4 separate regions of the Homo sapiens genome follow, and regions 2, 3 and 4 are each linked to region 1. A link is a contact called in ENCODE Hi-C or POLR2A ChIA-PET data. All regions are on one chromosome and are shown on one strand. The core of a region is the stretch at or near the end of the contact, and the rest is flanking DNA. Distances in the headings are between cores, read along the strand shown.

Region 1 (2,890 bases), core at 315-2,814:
GCAGGTGGCTCTTCGTAAGCATGGGTGCTTGTGGAGAAGTGGTGGGCAGCCACGTGGAATCCAGGTGTGCAGAGGGCAGACTGTGAGTGTCTTGTGTGGGGTGCTAAGGAGCTAGTTCTTCCTGTTGAAATTCAAAGGCCACTATTGAACGGGAGGGAGGCTTTATGGGGTGTGTTTTAGGAAGGTGATAGGGAAGCAGAAGGAAGATAGAATATTGGGGCCTGGAGTGACGGAAGGAGAAAGGGCTCCCAGTATAAAGACCACTGCATTCATATAGTCAGGAGGGAACGGGTCCCTGGAGACCAAGGCAACAGGTCCATGAAGGTCATGTCTAGGGAGCACGACTGAGTGAATCCACTCAAGAAAGATGATCTCCTACACTTTTCTTTCACATTCGCCAAAATGAGGCTGTAATTGAATGTTTGCATCCCAGGTTTGAAACCTAATCTCAGAACCAAATCTTCCCCCTTTTTACAGGTTCCTGAAAGTCCTCTGGCACCTTCAATTGCCTGTATTCATCATAAGTCTGAAGTCCCTTCTCTTAACGCAGCGAATGCCTCTGCTTCTTAAAGAAGCTAAGCTCATCTCCAACTCAGGGCCTTTGTGTTTGCCATTCCCTCTTCTTGGAATGCCATTCCATGTGATTTTGCCTTCTTGGCTGCTCCTCATCACTCACCTTATTACTTAACCATTACCTCCTTAGGGGGCCTTTCCTACCCACTTCCCAGGGTGCCATATTTCCAGCTTTTACTTTCTTTGCCCTTTCATCATTTAAAATGGCCCAGCACTCTTATTTGTTAAAGTATTTATTCTCTCCCTTTCCTCAATAGAATGTCTTGTGGGGTAAAAGAATAAAGATTTTTCTCTGGCTTTGTTGCTTTGACCTCAGTACATACAACAATGCATGGCACATAGTAGATGCTCAATAAATTTGTATTGAATGAGTGACCCAAGGAACCAGAAAGGTGAAAATTAGGATCTGAAGATACCCTGTTGCTCAGGAGCCACCATTTATTCTCTTTTCTCAACGACATTCTCTTCCTCTATTATTATATTAATCCACCCACAAGGAGAGGAGAGACTTGCATCAATGCAAGAGCAAATTCTCCAAGGCAAGTAATAAATCCCACTGCAGGTTTTGCCCAGTGGATATCAGTTCTGGTAGTGGGAAGCATCACTTTTTCTCTGGGCAAGGTACATATCTATGTGACAGCCTCTGTTTATAATAGCTACCACAGAGACCAGACAGGAGGCATTAAAAATTAAACAAGAGAAGAGTCGATCAGCTTCCAATCTTGGGTTTATAGACAGGAAAATGCTTAATGACAGGTGGTCTCTGTACCAGAGGTGGCCTCTGAGAGACATTTCTCTTGATTTTATTTTTTAATTAACTTTTATTTTCAGTATTTTGTCCCCCTTTTCTGCCCCCGATGGAATAATATTTAAATGATAAAAGGCTCACCGCTGTTTCCAGAGCAGCCCAGATCACCTCTCCACCCAGCTGCAAGGGGAGGGAATCTTTAAAGATCACTCTGTTTTGGAATTCTAATGTTGCCAAGTGGCACACATGGATTCTCATCATATGGCTCCCAACTGCAGTTCTTTAAGCTAAAGAGTGCAGTTCTTCACGCTTCCTTGTGACAGTCTCCTAATTACCCATTCTGAGCCCTCTGAAACAGCATTCCTCCTAGTTAAGGATCTCTGCCATCACCGCAAGACACCAGTGAGTTGACTATATTTTATTCAGCATCTATCCACTGTGCATGAATAGTAAAATAGGCACAGTCTAAGGCTTACTATGTGGCATTAAGATATATTCTGACTCAGAACAGAGTCACTGTTAGATTAAATATAGAATATATATATATGAATACACACATAAACTTTTATTATAATGTAGTCATTAATACTTCCAAGTAAGTCATATCTTACTTTAGTATGAATGCTGCCCTCTCATATCCATGATCTCGTCTGATTTTCACAGTCACCCAGGGAGATAGCAATCGTATTCTACTCATCTTACAGAAGTCAAAGCTAAGGCTCACAGAGGCTGAGTAACTTACCTAAGGTCATATAGCTAATGAGTGCCATAGCTGAGATTTGAACCTAGGCAGTCTGATACCAGAGCTATGCTTCACAACACTGAAATGTACAGGTGTGTCCTGAGGAATGATGAAAGGAGAAAAAAAATAATTTTGGAAGTATAGTAGGAATTAGATTGTGCAGGATCTTAAATGCCATGAGAAGTCATTTGGAGTTTATTTAAGTCACTTAAGGAAATATCAGGGTTTGAATGAAAGGTCTTTGAATAAAAAGACTGACAGTTTTACCCTCCACTTTGTCACTTTATTATAATTAAAATTATATATATATACATATATGTCTGTTATATTTGTGCCACTCTCTTTGCTAGAATGAATCTGTGACATGAACAGAGTCCTTGTGTGACTTATTCATTGCCTACCTACGTCAATGTCTGGCATATATAAGGCACTCAGTATTCATTGAGTGAATGAACCAAGGAAACCATGTCTAAAGCTCCAATGCCATCCCAAGCCTGGACCCCGGGTTCCTTAAACTAAAAGCACACCATTGTCCAACACAGCTGTCCTAGATGTTGAACAGAATGACCCCTTGGACCCAGCCCCATCCGGTTCTGCCCATCCCTCACAACAGACTTGGAATATAAACCTGGCCTCAGGTTTTCTTAGAAGACAAGATGGCCTTGTTCTGGTTTGCTGAATGTAGCATACCACTCTGGATTACCTGATTTGATAGGGACTCTTGTCAAAAGTGGTCACCTTGCCTATCTGCTGTGCAATTTCCCTTTATTATTAAGTGTTGTATCACATAGCTTCATTTGAACAGTAGTAAAAGAGGAGGCAAAAAA
Region 2 (2,921 bases), core at 422-2,921, 1.3 Mb before region 1:
TGAAGCCCACGCAAAAAGGCCAAGAGAAGGGGAAATCTTCTTTTAATGCTGGGATAATTTGAAAGACAATGTGAATACTTTAGGCCTGAATTATCTGGTTGGGCTTTAGTGCCAATTAAGTTAACCCAATAAATTATTCTAGGGCTGATAATTTGCAGTGAACAAAGAGAAGCAGAGGGTGAAGATAAATACCTGAAGGATTCATTTACAAACTCAGTTAATAATGTTTTCTGTCCTAATTGCTCAGTTTGGCTATCTAAGTTGATCTATTTGCTGTGTAATTATATAATTGCTTAATTCTCCACTCCAGGTTGTTGAGAGGATTAAATGAAATAGTATATTTAAGGAATTAAGTAGTGCCGGTTCCACCTATTTATCTCTGGCCCATTCCCCCGCATTCTTAGTACAACCCACCAATGAATGGGTGGTCAGGTCTCTTGTGGGAAAAACTTGCATTACAGCATTTTCCAACCTTGCACCATTTTACTCCGTGCAAATTACACCATAATTAATTTGGCCAAAGGACAGTTACACAGATACAACTACAGGCCAGGATTACATCCTGAAAACCAAAGCTATAGAATGAACTCCCTGAGCATCCGTGAGTGAGAATGTCTAAAAGACTAGAACAAAGGGGGCTCACATTTTGTGGATGCATTATATGTGCTGTCTGATTTAGTCTTCACGAGAATTCTCTGAAGGTTAAATGAACAATTTTATAGAAGATGCTAAGATTCATTGAGGTTCAATAATGCTTCCCAAGTTGCGTAACTGTGAAGCGGTAGGAGTAAAACATTTGCCCACAGCCTTTATTCTTTCCAGTACACCGTGGGCCCTTCAGATGCAGTGCCATTCACCCAAGGGGCATAGCGTCTTATATTTCAACTTGAAAAAGATGCACATCATGGACAAAGATATATATTTGGCTAAATTTTATAGATTGGATAGCTTACTTTGGATTTAAATGATAGCAGCCAAAGATTCCATTGGTTTTTAAACTGGATTATTTTCTTTTCCTGTTTTGAAAAAATATAAACCAGTGAATTGAGAGCAATAGTTCTTATGGAAAGGTGTGTCAGCTTCAGATTACTCATTTGCTGTGCTTTATCCAGTGGGGTCCCACTTGTCCTCTTGGGGACACCCACGAAATCCTGTGTGACTGTAGTGACAGACAGTAGAAGACCTATAGAGAGGAGGGAAAAGGGAGTGAAAAAAAAAAAGGATTTGGTGTAGCTATTCCCCATATAAATATTAATGGAGAATTCTTTGGTCTTGAGCTGGAAAAATGGGTTTAATTTTTCTGTCATAATCCTCTTTGACTTGTGCCCTTGAGCAAGTCTCTCATCTCTCTTTATCTTGGTTTCATCAGCAGCAAAACAACACCAGCCAGGTCTACTAGGCTTCTTGTGAGATCAAATGGAAGGATCTATGTGAAAGGTCTTTGAAACATAAAAGCAAAGGGCACTGTGCAAACGTGAGGATTATTTGCAGTCAGTCTGTTCCATTTCTGTTGCCAGGCAAATCTTTGGATATTTGCCCCAACCACAACATCCTCATGACGGGCATGGTGCATGGTAGAAACCGGAAACAGGCCACTTTCACATTATTTTAAAATTTGTTATGAAATTTTGCCAAAACTTTATAAATACCAGCCAGGGCCATGGGGTGTTGTACCACATTCTTTCCACCTCATGAACCATTGTTTTTTGTTCTGAACTCGTAAGTTGAAATGCATTGAGTTGCAGTTGCTTAGCTGGGTCAGCTTGTGAAATGCCTGATATGTAATGCTTGATTCTAGCCAATTATCTTTAGTTCCTCTCTTTTATTAGTGTTAAATTTGAATTACAACGGGAAGGGTGGGAGTGGAGTGCGTACTATGCGCTAAACCTTTAAGGCAGTGAATTCATTTGTATTATTTTATTATGCCTCTTTATAGCCACCATTGGTTTCAGTCCTTTGTTGATTTTTAGAAGACTCCAAACTCATCTTTCCCTCTGTTTTGTTTTAAACCTGTTTCCTAAAAGCAAAAGATGAACTTTTCTGTTTCAAAGTGTGATAGAAAAAAAAAATAACAACTCACAACAATCTTAAACTTGTAGTTAACAAAATAAACTGCAGATAAAACCCCTGAAGGTCTTGGCAGCAAATGTTTCCCACTAAAATGGAACTCTGTGCACTCATAGTCTGAAACAAATTAGGAAGGAGGGGGAAAAATCAACAGCTCTGGGGTGAAACTGGGGTTGGTGCTGCCTCATCATTTTTAAACCAAAAATAAAACAAGCAAATTTTGTTTAACTGCAGGTCAAAATAAAAAAAAAATTAAAAAGTCCCTCATCTGTTCAGTGTAATTACTAACAGAGTGCAGTCTTACCAGCTGCAGGGTTCATGGATAAATGGAAAGAACCATAATTTTCTCTCCCTGGGGTTAAACCCCCAAACTTTAAGTCTGTTCCTCTACAGTATGCTTTTAATATACCATGAGAAGCCAAGTCAGAACATTTTTAGCGTATGTCTCTACTTTTTTTTAACCAGAATGAAATAATTATGTACACATAAGAGTTAAAGCTCTGCGGAAAAAAAAAAAATTCTTTCTCCAATGTCCTCAATTAGGACACTGTATCCCTTCCCTAATGATGACTGTATGGTCTCCAGGTTTTTGTCACCAAGAGATGGGCGGAATTGGCTGTACTTGAGATTTCTCAAATATTGCCAATTTCTTTTCAAATGTTCTTGTTTCATCACCACCAGAAAAAGTGTTTCCTTGTACATTTCACTTAATTTTAAGCCCGAGTGTATATTAAGAAAATTTGACCCATATGTTCCTGATTTATTTACACTTAACTCATTGAACTCTTCTTTTATTACTATTTTTAACATTTTTGGTGTCCAAAATACCCAGTGAATTTTTTTTTTTAAACCAT
Region 3 (3,318 bases), core at 10-2,509, 1.5 Mb before region 1:
TGTAGAAGCACGGAGATCATGTAATTGGCTGAGAACAACTATCCAGTCTGAGAGGATGACCTTTTACCCTCTACCCAAAAAGAGCACTCCAGAGAGAAAGGTGCCGTAATCTGGGTTTAAGGCTTCTTACCATCATGTGGAGAGCCTGTTTCCTGTGCCACACACACAGTGGCAAGAAAGCTCAGCTTCAACATTAATGTAGAACTTCCCACGTTGCTCTTGAGAAAATCCACTCCTTAAAGAGGAAGAAAGGACCTCACCCCATGCCTCCCTCCCTCGGTGGAGATGCCCACACATGGGCACTCGGAACCAGTTGCAGGCAACTGTGAATTGGGAGGAAGGAAAGAAGAGATTAGGACTGAAAGAGGTGAGTATGTTCAAGTCTGTTTCTAGTGTAGAGATAGCGAGATGGTCACCCGTTAATTCATTTGCAAGGCTGAGAGTAATGCTGAATCCTGGCTTAGGACACCAGTAGATGACTTCCCAACAAATAAGTGGACAAAAAGATGACACCACCACCTGAAGGAACTTTTAAAGCAATGAATGAAGCACCTTGAAAAGTTAGATTTTGGTTAAGAGACACATCCCCAAAGTTAAATGAAAAGGTAGAACCTGGCTTTGCAAAACTGATGAAAAATGGCCATGTATGCTACAAAGTAAGACCCTTTTTTTGACATTTTTTTTTTTCCATGAGAGTCAACAGGGGAAAGTTTGGCTAATGTTTTCTATCACTAAAGACTTAAAAAATAACTGGAAACATTCCCATAGGCTTTGTTTGTTTGTTTTTAAGAGGCTTGTTTCTCGTTTTTCCATGCAAATTAAAATTCCTAGTGTGGCTTCTATAAATTTGAACTTTTGAAAACTTTCCCTTAGCATTTGGCTCAAAGTGTAGCTGGCACTTCCGTGTGACAACAGAGAAATTTCAGTTCTGCTTTTCTTCAGAGCTGCGTGTTATGGGTTAGATAAGTAAACTTGGCTTTCTCTGTTCTAACGACAGTGTGTCCAGGGAAGCTGGAAGAAGAATGGCTCCAGGGTTCCTGTCGATGCCAGATTTCACCAGCGCTACCCTGCTTTTATCAGTTTTCCATATAGAGCTTTCATAAAGGTTTTCTTTTTCTGTTTTTTAAATTGTGGTAAAATACATATAACATAAAATTTACCATCCGTGACACTAACTGCATTTACCATGTTGTGATGCAACCATCACCACGAGAACATTTTCACCACCCCAAAAGGAAACCCCAAACCCATTAAGCAGTTACTCTTCATTTTCCCTCTTCCACCAGCCCGTGGCAACCACTAATCTGCTTTCTGTCTGTGTGGATTTGCCAACTCTACTTTTTATGTTTCATATAAATGGAATTATGCCATATACATAACCTTCTATGTCTCACTGCTTCTACTTACAATAAATGTTTTCAATCGAAGTTCATTCACCTTGTAGCATGTATCAAAATTTCATTCCTTTTTATGGTTGAATAGTATTCCATTCCATGAATATGTCACATGTTAAAAAATTCCTTCATGAGTTGATGAACATCTGAGTTGTTTTCATTATTTTGCTACTGTGAATAGTGCTAACATGAGCATTTTTGTGAATGTTTTTATTTGAACACCAGTTTCCAGTTCCTTGGGGAATATACCCAGGAGTGGAGTTCCTAGGTCATATGGAAATTCTCTACTGGGCTCATTGAGGAGCCATCAAATTGCTTTCCATGGTGGCTGGACCATTTCACGTTCCTGCTAGCAGTTTCCTAGGGTTCCAATTTCTCCACATCCCTTCCAACACTTGCTATTGTCCATTATTTTGGTAGTTATCTAAGTGTGTGTGAAGTATCTCACTGTGGTTTTGATTTGCATTTCCCTAATGGTTAATGGTATTAAGCATCTCTTTATGTGCTCATTGGTCATTTGTACGATCTGTGTTAAAGTTTTCTTTTTGAGAAAGTGTTTTTCAGTTTCAAAAACATAGATTGTAAATTACATTTAGAATGTGCCCATTTTTCTAGCCCAGCTTGGTCCCTTTGAGAAGTTGCCCTTGGTCCTGAAACCAACAGCACAATCCTGCCAGGTGCCAGTGTCCATGCAGTGAGCTCCTGAGCTGCCTGGTTCTACCTGCTAGTGCCTGGCTGTCTCTTGACTTATGTAGCTGAAATTTCTGCATTATCTCTTCTTCCATCTGCCCAATCGACATTATACCTATTATATCACAGGCTTGATTTGTAGTTCTGCTCCTTATATTTATCCTGTCACAGGAGCTAGCAGCATGTGCTCCAGAGTTGGACTGTGATGAAGACCTTGGAGAACCCAGTATCTCAGTTTTCTCAGCTCTAAAGTGGCTATCTCCATAGTACTTGCCTTGTAGATGTGTTGTATTAAATTAGGTAATGCATATACATCATTTGGCCTGGTGTTTTTGAGGTGTACACTCAATAAGAGGTACTTTATAAACATCTTGCCTCTCCCTTTGCATGCTAGTCTCCTTGTACTGACAACCTGGTGATCCCATCTGGGTCCCCTGATAAGACCTGGATAATATGACTCTCTAGTGTTCTTAAGATACTGTTACTAAAACCATCTTTATTTATTTATTTCAACTTTTATTTTAAGTTCAGGGGCACATGTGCAGGTTTGTTATATAGGTGAATTTGTGTCATGGGGGTTTGTCATACAGGTTATTTTGTCACCCCGGCATTAAGTGTAGTACTCATTAGTTATTTTTCCTGATTCTCTTTCTCCTTCCACCCTCCACTCTCTGAGAGGCCCAGTGTCTGTTGTTCCCCTGTTTGTACAGGACCATCTTTAAAGGCATTGGGACTCAATACACAATTTCTAAATATCATGGGAATTAGCAAATTAATTTATAAGTTTTTATACAGCAGTTTAATTCTGGGAATGTAATACCGTTTATTTCTGAACAGGAAATTTAATATCATCTACTTTTTATTGAGTGCCTAACATGTTCCAGCCACTTACTATAGGTGCTTATTATATTATTTCTAATTCTAGTAATAACGCTGAAAGTTGATACTATTGTCTCTGTTCAATAGTTGAGGCATAATTGAAGTCAAATGGGAGTAAGTAACAGACCGCAGGTCTTAAGGCAGATTCACTAAGTAGCAAGGTTAAAATTTAACACTCGGTCCCCATGATCCCCCAGTTTTTTGCTCCTTCTTAATCACCATACAACTGATATTAGAGTGAGTAGCTTTAGGCATTTACTAGAATGTTTGATATTCAATGAAAAAATTCTGAAGGTGCATGGACCAATAAATATTGTGAATATCCATGTGAAGTTTGTCACTCCCCCAAAATTTC
Region 4 (3,267 bases), core at 594-3,093, 1.7 Mb before region 1:
ATTTTCTCTTCTGAGGAATAGATTTCCCTCGTTCTTCTGAGGGTCTGTTCATTTACAATGTGTTTTGACAGTAGTAAAATTTAGTAAACATTCAGTAACATATGAGATACATCTAGTAATAGATGTTTTCTTTGCCAAGTGAATTATCTGGGGCTGATAAAAATCAGTGTAAAACCCACTCTCAGAGCAGCCTTCTGACATGCCTGAGGCTGAACCCCGAAGAGGAATCTACTGAAACTGGACTTGAAAGCCTTTGTCACAATGAAAAGCACCTTCTGTGACTGACATTCTTTTGTGATCTCCTCCAAAAAAGTTATCATAATTATTGAACATTTCCTCTGTAGCTTATTCTCAATCCAATCAGTTATAATGAAAATAGTCTGCTTGCTTTTTATATTCTTAAGTTTTCAAAATGATTAGTGCTTCCTTGAGATATCCCATTAATTGGACACACAACCCAGATGAAAAGGCTGAAACCCAAGAGTATATAAAAAAACATAAGGTTGTTGCAATTTAAGTGCCTTCAAAAGATCTAATTTGATTTCTAAAAGCAATTTTGCAGATGTGAAAATTAAAGGCACGCAGAAACAAGATATGATTTAATGAACGTGTAGGTTAAGAAACATTTAGAGGTTTCAGTAGCTTTACTCTGACGTTTTTGTTTGTTTGTTTAGCTGTTATGTTGGAAAGATTGAGTCCACAACACAATAAAAATTACTGAATTTTATGGGTCGCTATTTCCTTGATCAAATTGTCCCATTCTTCCCAACATGTTTCTGAAGCAACTTTGTATTTCTGTCTGCAGATTTTCAGGTCCAGGACCCGTCAATCAAATTTCAGATTCTAATAAAGTCCAAGGGTCTCTCCACTTAGGTTTGTCTTAGCTGTTTCATCAATGAGCCCCTCCCCCTTTCCCAGCAAATTGCACACTTATTCCCACTTAAAAAAAAAAAAGAGAGAGAGAGAGAGACAGAAAAATAACCCTTCCCACTGGTTCTAATGACATCTTCAGTCATTAATGAGTTAATAAAAATCTCGAAGTCATCTGGGCTAGATAAGAAAGAAGAAAGAAATGTATTGTACTGTAATGACAGGCTCTCGAGCTGCCCTCTGAGATGTCATGGGTCAGTCATGTTAAGAATGTGTGCGTCCAATCATCTGCTGATTTTTATCAGCAAGCTCTCCAGCAGGAGCTGACAAGGGCCAGTTTGGGAGTCACAATGAATAAACAATGACTTTTTGGATTGTTGGGGGCTGTGTAATAGAGTGAGGGGTTTATATATACTAAAACATGATGACATTAGCAATCAATATACCAATTACTGGACAAGTTATTGGAGGAGGCATTCACGTGTCTTCAGCCTGCTTGCACTTTGAAGGGGCCTCTAGCAGGGAGAGTCCGTGTGCCCAGAGGCCGGCAAAGGTTCAAGACGTCAGGCCCAGATCTAAAAGGCAAGCCCCTCTTCTCAGGCTGAAGTAGTCCAGAGCTGGATGATTTGAATCCCCTGGGGAGTTTATTAAAAATACAGATTCCTGACTTTCCTTCTTAGAGAGTCCATCTCAGGAGTCTGGGGCTAAGGGTGAGACTTAGTGTTTTTAACAAAGTTTCCAGGTAATCCTGATCGGGAGCATTAGGGAACTGCTGTACAGTTGTAATTCCCAAAGTGCTGTCCCCCAGCCAGAGCAGCTGCATCCCTATCACCTGGGAGCCTGTTGCAAATGCACATTCTTGGGCCCCTCCCTAAACCCACTGAAACTGAAACTCACTAGGGGTGGGGCCTAGAGATCTGTGTTTTAACACAGCCCTCAGGTGATTCTGATGCACTGTACAGTTTGAGAACCAAGGCTGTAGTACAAAGATCCTTGCCAAGGTGTTGCAACACAGCTCTGTCACCTGTAGCCTCTGAGGCTCCTCATGGGTAATTTGTTACTTGTACTAGTTAGAGTGCTGGAGTTTGCAAATGATTTACTTAAAAAAATTAAATTAGAGTAGATCCAAGATTATCTTCACAGTCATGCCACTCTCATTCACTTGCATACTGCTAGGCTTTCTTGAATGATCTTGATGTATGAGTGACTTTGGTTATAGAATAGGAAGAATAAACATAGCTTTTGTCTATTATTTGAAGTGGAAAGAGAGAGTGGATTTGTACATAATCTTAAAAGAAAAGGAGTCCATAAGAAAAATCAATGTACGTGAAGCATTTATTTGATGTATGACAAATATTTATGTAGGTAACCAGTGCCACTTGTGAAACCCATGGGCAATTGGTGAGGTCTACTGTTTTCGTCTTTGGTAGCCACAGAACATGCAACGTGTCTTAATTAGAAGAAGAGAATATGCACGGCCCAAGGTCAGCATATCCTCAGAAGAGGAATGGCGAAGACCTTCTTGCAGTTGGGTTGAGACTTCCTTTATTCAGCCAAGGGTCCTCCTAAAGGGGCTTGCTCAGCTTTCAAAAGAGGTGGACTCGTTTGTCAGCCATGCAGTAGATTTAAATCAGTGTTCTCCAGAAGACGTTTGAAATAGTAATTTCATGTCTCAAAACATTGATTTAAAAAAATGTCCGGGGTCAAGTGAGAAACAGTAGATTAACCTGAGTTAAATATGATTGTTTGCAGCAGGGCCCCCAAAGCCTCCAGCACATTACTATGCACTGTGAATCCCCAGGACATTTGATCTTCAATAGATCTGATTACCCAAACCGTTTTATAAAGGATAAGCTTGTAGCATTGGTGTTCAAGGAATAGACTTTCAGGAGACACAGATTCCTATTTTCTAAGATGGCAACAACCTGTTGGTAGAAGCTAGTTCTTTTATATATTGTATAGTAAGGAACCTCTTCCTTTATTCTAATGTATCAAACCCTCTGTGTCTGGCGTCAGGATTCATTATGTGGTGGCTTGACGCCAGCAAAAAGGTTCATGTAACACTCACCAAAGAGTTAAATAAGTTGTCCAGTTGTTGATGGTTTGGTTAAATTATCCCTGAATTTTTGGCATATCTCCCAGAACAGGTACTCATAAAAAAAGAAAGAAACCTGGGTTTTGCTAAGTGAGATTACATTGTGTTTTCATATATGAGGGATAATTCCAGTGCAATACTTGCCTATACCCAGAAACTGGCTGCATAAGCAGACGGGCATTGGGCTGGGTCTGATGTTAGAAAGTACTTCTGCCCCCTCCATTGACAGTACTTCCCCCGTCTTTTCTAGCTCACGGGGCTCCAGATGGCCATAGCTGTGGTAGCCATCTTTGTCCCCGTAC

What was found. Hi-C counts contacts between places; a loop is a spot of excess contacts on that map. ChIA-PET counts read pairs that join two places held with the same protein, here RNA polymerase II (POLR2A). Pooled maps may share reads with other maps.
Region 2: a pooled map shows a loop between it and region 1 (2.8-fold over the local background). The contact joins the enhancer-like site here to the promoter of LINC02852 in region 1. A Hi-C loop is called at or near these places in 1 of 168 maps with a recorded cell type or tissue (naive thymus-derived CD4-positive, alpha-beta T cell) and 4 of 50 pooled maps. POLR2A ChIA-PET finds 5 or more read pairs at or near these places in 1 of 52 experiments (PC-9).
Region 3: a map of endothelial cell of umbilical vein shows a loop between it and region 1 (3-fold over the local background). The contact joins the enhancer-like site here to the promoter of LINC02852 in region 1. A Hi-C loop is called at or near these places in 1 of 168 maps with a recorded cell type or tissue (endothelial cell of umbilical vein), 2 of 37 single-sample maps with no recorded cell type and 5 of 50 pooled maps.
Region 4: a loop to region 1 is called in a map with no recorded cell type, with 2.4 times the contacts of the local background. The contact joins the enhancer-like site here to the promoter of LINC02852 in region 1. A Hi-C loop is called at or near these places in 2 of 37 single-sample maps with no recorded cell type and 1 of 50 pooled maps.

The regions. Positions count from the first base shown.
Region 1 is chr15:94,587,930-94,590,819 of GRCh38, reverse strand. It overlaps LINC02852 (long intergenic non-protein coding RNA 2852), which reads left to right and starts at 1,564. Exons shown (of 3, transcript XR_932641.4): 1 at 1,564-1,723.
Region 2 is chr15:95,874,086-95,877,006 of GRCh38, reverse strand. No RefSeq gene overlaps it. Among named protein-coding and RNA genes, the nearest start is that of LINC00924, 440 kb to the right of the region's middle. Within about 2 kb of position 1,671, at least 7 of the 41 ENCODE cell types and tissues checked have a DNase peak (open chromatin) inside an H3K27ac peak, as active enhancers do; they include PC-9, where a contact is called at or near this core.
Region 3 is chr15:96,040,737-96,044,054 of GRCh38, reverse strand. The region is part of intron 1 of LOC112268156 (a long non-coding RNA gene); the gene reads right to left. It overlaps LOC105370998 (a long non-coding RNA gene), which reads left to right. Exons shown (of 4, transcript XR_001751688.2): 4 at 1-1,432. Among named protein-coding and RNA genes, the nearest start is that of NR2F2-AS1, 280 kb to the left of the region's middle. Within about 2 kb of position 1,259, at least 3 of the 41 ENCODE cell types and tissues checked have a DNase peak (open chromatin) inside an H3K27ac peak, as active enhancers do.
Region 4 is chr15:96,263,032-96,266,298 of GRCh38, reverse strand. The region is part of intron 2 of NR2F2-AS1 (NR2F2 antisense RNA 1); the gene reads left to right. The region is part of intron 1 of LOC124903584 (a long non-coding RNA gene); the gene reads right to left. Among named protein-coding and RNA genes, the nearest start is that of NR2F2-AS1, 62 kb to the left of the region's middle. Within about 2 kb of position 1,843, at least 7 of the 41 ENCODE cell types and tissues checked have a DNase peak (open chromatin) inside an H3K27ac peak, as active enhancers do.